2 separate regions of the Homo sapiens genome follow, and region 2 is linked to region 1. A link is a loop called in an ENCODE intact Hi-C map of the cell type or tissue named here. Cell type or tissue: GM12878. All regions are shown on one strand. Links, peaks and the distances in the headings refer to the core of each region. The heading gives the core; the rest is flanking DNA.

What was found. A loop is a pair of places that touch in the nucleus more often than their neighbours do. Peaks named below come from ENCODE experiments on the same cell type or tissue, not always from the same donor. Only the 100,000 strongest peaks of a DNase experiment are listed, where the experiment ranks them.
Region 2: a loop joins it to region 1, with 2.3 times the contacts of the local background. A loop is called at or near these places in 6 of 110 quality-filtered maps.

Annotation. Positions count from the first base shown.
Region 1 is chr16:17,475,412-17,478,327 of GRCh38, forward strand. The region is part of intron 2 of LOC105371106 (a long non-coding RNA gene); the gene reads right to left. Among named protein-coding and RNA genes, the nearest start is that of XYLT1, 5.9 kb to the left of the region's middle. In GM12878, for the core only: a CTCF peak has its summit at 1,518 (motif pointing right); no DNase peak of the experiment used is centred there.
Region 2 is chr16:17,528,493-17,531,408 of GRCh38, forward strand. No RefSeq gene overlaps it. Among named protein-coding and RNA genes, the nearest start is that of XYLT1, 59 kb to the left of the region's middle. RefSeq lists an enhancer at 1,815-1,934. In GM12878, for the core only: no CTCF peak of the experiment used is centred there; a DNase peak (open chromatin) is centred at 1,689; H3K4me3 peaks cover 809 bases; H3K27ac peaks cover 304 bases.

The DNA.
Region 1 (2,916 bases), core at 305-2,804:
GGCCTCAGTTTTCTCATCTGTAAAATGAGGCTGATAAAAGGGCCATTCTCATAAGTTTCTTATAAGGATTCAATGAGATAATCCATAAGAAAGGCTTTTTCCTATAGTGACTGACACATAGTAAGTGCTCCGTAAATGTTAGATGATATGTGTCTTATTTATTTTTCTTCATTTATTTGAGACAGGTTCTCACTCTGTTGATCAGACTGGAGTGCAGGGGCACAATCATGGCTCACTGCAGCCTCAAACTCCCAGGCTCAAGCAATTGTTTGGCCTCAGCCTCTCAAGTAGCTGGGACTACAGGTGCACGTCACCACACCCACTAATTTTTTATTATTAATTTTTATTTTATTTATTAATTTTTATTTATTTTGTTATTAGTTTTTATTAGTAACAGTAGGGCACTGCCAATTATGAGTGTCCAAAGGTATCCAGGGCTGCCTGGAGAAAGTAGCACTAAAACCTCATCCTCGACTTTGATAGAAGATTGCACATACCCCCAAGGGTTAGGACCAAGTCTCATTCATCTCTACTTTTTCTGGTGCTTTGCACAGTGCAGGGCACTGAATACATTTTGGGGGTGGAATGAACACTGATCTATGGGGCAGGTAGGAATGAGCCTGGGATGCTGGCAGGTTGGAACCCCATGCTTAGAAGTTCAAGGAACCCAAGTTCAAACACCATCTCGGCAACTTGTTAGTTGTGTGATGTTAAGCAGGTTAGTTAATGTCACCAAACCTCGATACTCTCAACTGTAAGTAGTGAAGAAAAATAATACGTATGTTTTAAGGCTGGGGGGTTGGAGGCAGGGAAATGGGGCAGTGTATATAGCAGAGTGTCATACAGTTTATACAAAATGATAGCACCGGCCAATAGCAGTGTTGAAGGAATATTAGCCTGGTTGCATTGGCAGGGTGGTCTGTAAAGCAATGTTCTCCCCTTGCCTCAATGCTCCTGCCCCAGGTGCCAGAGAGCTAGGGCTGGATATGCCTTCTGCATTTAAATAAACTTCAGCCTAAGAGTTAAATTTAGCCAAATACATTCTTTTTTAAAATTTCGATCATGCATTTATTTCTTTTTGGTTTATTAGAGCCTGTTTTCACCCAGACTCTACAAATTTTGCTCTTGAAAAATTAAAAAATTCCCCCTACGTTTCACTTCTGCGTTGAGACAGAAATCATGAACAGGTGGGTCACCTGTTTCTGAGTGTCAGTGAGTGGTACGCTGAACACCCTCCCAGCCCACTAGGAATCCCAGAGTCTCTCCAATAAGCATTTGCAAGTGCAAGGATTCCACGTGGAGGTCAGAGGAGCCAGGACCTTGAACGTCCCTGGAGCCCCACCCACAGCATGCGAGGTCACAGACAGACAGGCATCACCTGTACCTCTTTCCCCAGTGCAAGAGAAAGAAACAGCCTCTGATCAGACCACAGGCATAGGCAGGTGACAAACCCCGCCAGGAGCCCAGCTGTGCTTCTGCTGAAATCCGCAGGCTTCCAGGCTAATCATCTACCCAATGCATCAGCAGAGGGAGCTCTAGGTAGTAAATAACATTCCTCTGACTGCAGAGTTTCCTGTAAAAAAAATCTGGAGACAGCAAAGGAAAGCGAGGTCCTATGTGGAGAGGGCACCTACCATGTGTGCAGAAGAAAATCACACCAATTTGCAAGAGTAGGGTGTTGGGGCAGGAGTGGGAGATGGGAAAGAGAGAAGAAAATCAGAAAGCACCACATTGCTTAAGAGATGATCTGAATTTGTTTTGTCTCAGCACTTTGACCTTCTAAGGACTCACAGCCTCTATGCTACCCTTGCAAGGCTCTGATGTTTGAAAAGGGGACGCAGTCCAAGTCTCAGACTACACTGGCAGACATTTTTTTTCTTTAAATGTTGATTGTGGGCTGGGCGTGGTGGCTCATGCCTTGTAATTTCAGCAGTTTGGGAGGCCGAGGCAGGTGGATCGCTTGAGGCCAGGAGTTTGAGACCAGCCTGGCCAACATGACGAAACCCCATCTCTACTAAAATGACAAAAATTAGCCGGGGATGATGGTGCATGCCTGTAGTCCCAGATACTTGGAAGGTGGTGGTCACAATGAGCCAAGATTGTGCCACTGCACTCCAGCCTGGGCGACAAAGCAAGACTCCATCTTAAAAAAAAAAAAAAAAAAAAAGTTGATTATATGTGTTATGGGTGCCTAATCTAACCCCTGGGGCCATAGGCTTATTTATGACTGTGGCAATGACAAGGATGACAATGATGACGATGACGGCAATAAGAGCGAACATTTATTGAGCACTTACTAGGTGCCAAGCCGTATATTGAGGACTTCAACAAATCATATTCACCAAATATTTGTTGAGAATTGATTCAATACTTAGGACAGTGTTCATGCCAGGGATTCATGGGAATTCATCCACGGATAAGACACAGAAAGTCCCTCCTGTCATCAAGCTTGCATTCTAAGGAGGCAGACAGGTCAAGACAAACAAATATATAAACAAGTAATATCAGAGAGTGATAAGTGCTATGAAAAAAATAAAAAGAGGCTGAGCATGGTGGCTCACGCCTATAATCCCAGCACTTTGGGAGGCTGAGGCGAGGCGGGAGGATTGCTTGAGTCCAGGACTTTGAGACCAGCTTGGGCAACATAGCCAGACCTCTTTTCTACAAAGAAAAATAATTTAAAAATTAGGGTTGGTAGTGCTCACCTGTAGTCCTAGCTACTTGATTCTTTGTGCCCAGAAGTTCAAGACTACAGTGAGCTAGATTGCACCACTGCACTCCAGCCTGGGTGTCAGATAAAGACCCTGTCTCAAAAAAAAAAAAAAAAAAAAAAAAAGAAAGAAAGAAAAAGAAAAGGAAGCTGACTTGCTAGAGTGACTAAAATAGGACAAGGGGAAACAGGCTGGTCAGGGCAGA
Region 2 (2,916 bases), core at 307-2,806, 53 kb after region 1:
CATCTGTAAAATAGGTATGATACTCATCCCTACCATCCAATGTGTGGAGATCCACATAATGCTCTAATATACTAGGTTGGTGTGAAAGTAATTGCATTTTTTTCTCATAAAAGTGGCAAAACTGCAATTACTTTTGTGCCAACCTAATAGTACACGGCACAGTATATACAATGTGTAATATAGTACATAGTACATAGCAGATTATATATATAAATTATATATATACATATAAAAATAAACATACACACACACAGACACACACACGCACATATATATAATGAAGCCTCTTCCTTTAATGGCCCAAGATTGAGCCAAAAGGAAATACAGGGAATTAAACCATGAGGACAGAAATCTCCATCTAGGCTGTCTTGGTTGTTCTGCTCACATTCCCCTACCCAGGCTTGCAACCTCCCGTGAGGCTGTCTGAGCCTGGACACACCCCTAGAATCTTCATTGCCAACAAAAGAAGAGAAAGGGAATAAGGGGTATTTGTGTGGAATCTGAAAGAGACAAACACACTCCTTGTTCTTCTCAATACAGGTGTTTCCAAAGCTGCCAGAGAGACCCAGAGCTTAGAGTTGTGATGACACAAGGGTAGGTGATGTGGACAATGACCGGGGCCCCCAGCCAAAACCATCCCTGTTTATCTGTTCCACAGAATGGTGTTCAACATCAGTTCTTGTCTGGTGGAGGGGGAAGAGATTGTGCTAATGAATAAACATACAAAGTAGACAAATGTTTATCACTCCTTACTAGCATAAGATTCCATGCGTACAAAACCATATAAGCTGTCTATATGTGTGAGTACAGCTCTAGAAAGACAGAAATGATTGTATTGGATGCCAGCTTAAAGTTGGGAAATACCATTAGAAGAAATCGCAACTTGAGAATCTTGCATTTTATTGCCAAGTGTTTGGTTTTAACGAGAGTCTAAATGTGCTCACCCATTCACTCATCCCTCCCATAAATATTCCCTGTGGCCCATTATGAGTTTGACACTCTGCTAGGCTCTGGAAGACAGGCAGAATGATGGAAAGAATCATTTTCTAGAAATGACTAAATCCTAGTTAAAAAGGGGAAATATTTAAACTATTAGTGACAATATAATTTATGCATTCCGCTAGTACATGCGGAACAACTCCTGCATTTCAAGAATTATTCTAGACACGAGGGATACAGTAGCAAGCAAAATATAAAGATTTCTCTTTTCATGGAACTTGTGTTCTAGCGGGGGGAAAGTGCCCAATAAAAAAATAAGCGAATAAATGCATAATTCATACTAGCTAGTGATAAATGCTTTTATAGTAAAGCAGGTAAAAGATGAAGAGTGATGAGAAGGGGCTACTGTTTTAGATCAAGCAGCTGGGAAAAGTCATTTGGAAGAGGTGACATTTGGGCAAAGAGCTGAATCAAATGAGGCAGTAAGTCATAGCAGGTGGAAGGGAGGTGTATTCCAGGCAGAAGGGAGCAAGTGAGCGACAGCCCTGATGAGCAGGGTACCTGGAATATTCCAGAAGCAGTGGGAGAAATGAGTGCGGCTGAAGCCCAGGGAGCAGTGGAGAGATACTGGGGAGAGTGGTGAGGCCACATCATGTAACACAGCCTGCGTTGCTGAGCAGCCTTCAACAGGATGCAAGCCCTGACAACGAAAGAATAGTTAACTCAGAAAAAAACAAAACCAAAACTAAAACCCAGCTGCTACGGTAATGGAATTGGGCAAGCAAAACCGATAGTTCATGAAACACAGGAGCAAGACACCTGAGACCTGGCTCACCCAGCAAGGTGGCTGCAGAGCTGCTTAGACTTGGAGAAGCAGGGGATTCCCTGTTATTTCCAACTAATAGGAGGAGTCAGAGTGCAGAATGAAGATGTGCTCTGCTAGCCACCTCTAGAGAACATCTCTCCTCATTTTTGACTGCCCAGAACCTACCTATGCTGAGGGAATCCTCCTGGTCTCTGTTCCCACCTTTCTCTGCAGAAGCTGATACCAGTTTTCCCAGCTTCCCTTGCAGCTAGGGTAAAAGCACGTGACCTCATTTCCACCAATCAGCTTGCTTGCTCCAGCCTTCACCATGGAAGCTGGCATTTCCCTCAATGGTGGCTTTCCCTCTGGAGGCTCTAGGGGAGAATTCCTTCTTTGCTTCTTCATCTGCTGGTGGCTGCTGGCATTCCTTGAATTCTGGCTGCATCACTCTCATTGCTACCTGCATGGTCAGGCTTCCTTCTCTTCTCTATGTCTTCTCTTCTGATGGTATTAAGACTCTTTCTGTTTCACTTTTTAAAAAATCTCATTTTTATTTATTTTTTAAAATATTTACTTTTATTTCAATAGTTTTGGGGAAACGTGTAGTGTTTGGTTGCATGGAAAAGTTCTTTAGTGGTGGGCTGGGTGTGGTGGCTCACGCCTGTAATCTCAGCACTTCGGGAGGCTGAGGTGGGCAGATCACTTGAGGGGAAGAGTTCAAGACCAGCCTGGCCAACATGGTGAAACCCTATCTCTACTAAAAATACAAAAAAAAAAAAAAAATATCCAGGCGTGGTTGCATGCACCTGTAATCGCAGCTACTCAGGAGGCTGAGGCACTAGAATCACTTGAAACCCAGGAGGCAGAGGTTGCAGTAAGCTGAAATTGGGCCAGTGCACCCTAGCCTGGGTGACAGAGCAAGACTCTGTCTCCAAAAAAAAAAAAAAGAGAGAGAGAAAGAGAAAGAAAAGTTCTTAAGTAGTGATTTCTGAGATTTTTGTGCACCTGAGTAGTGTAACTGTAACCAGTGTGTAGTCTTTTATCCCTCACCCCCCTCCCCATGTACCCCCAAGTCCCCAAAGTCTACTGTATCATTTCTATGCTTTTGCATCCTCATAGCTTAGCTCCCACTTATGAGTAAGAACATACAATATTTGGTTTTCCATTCGCGA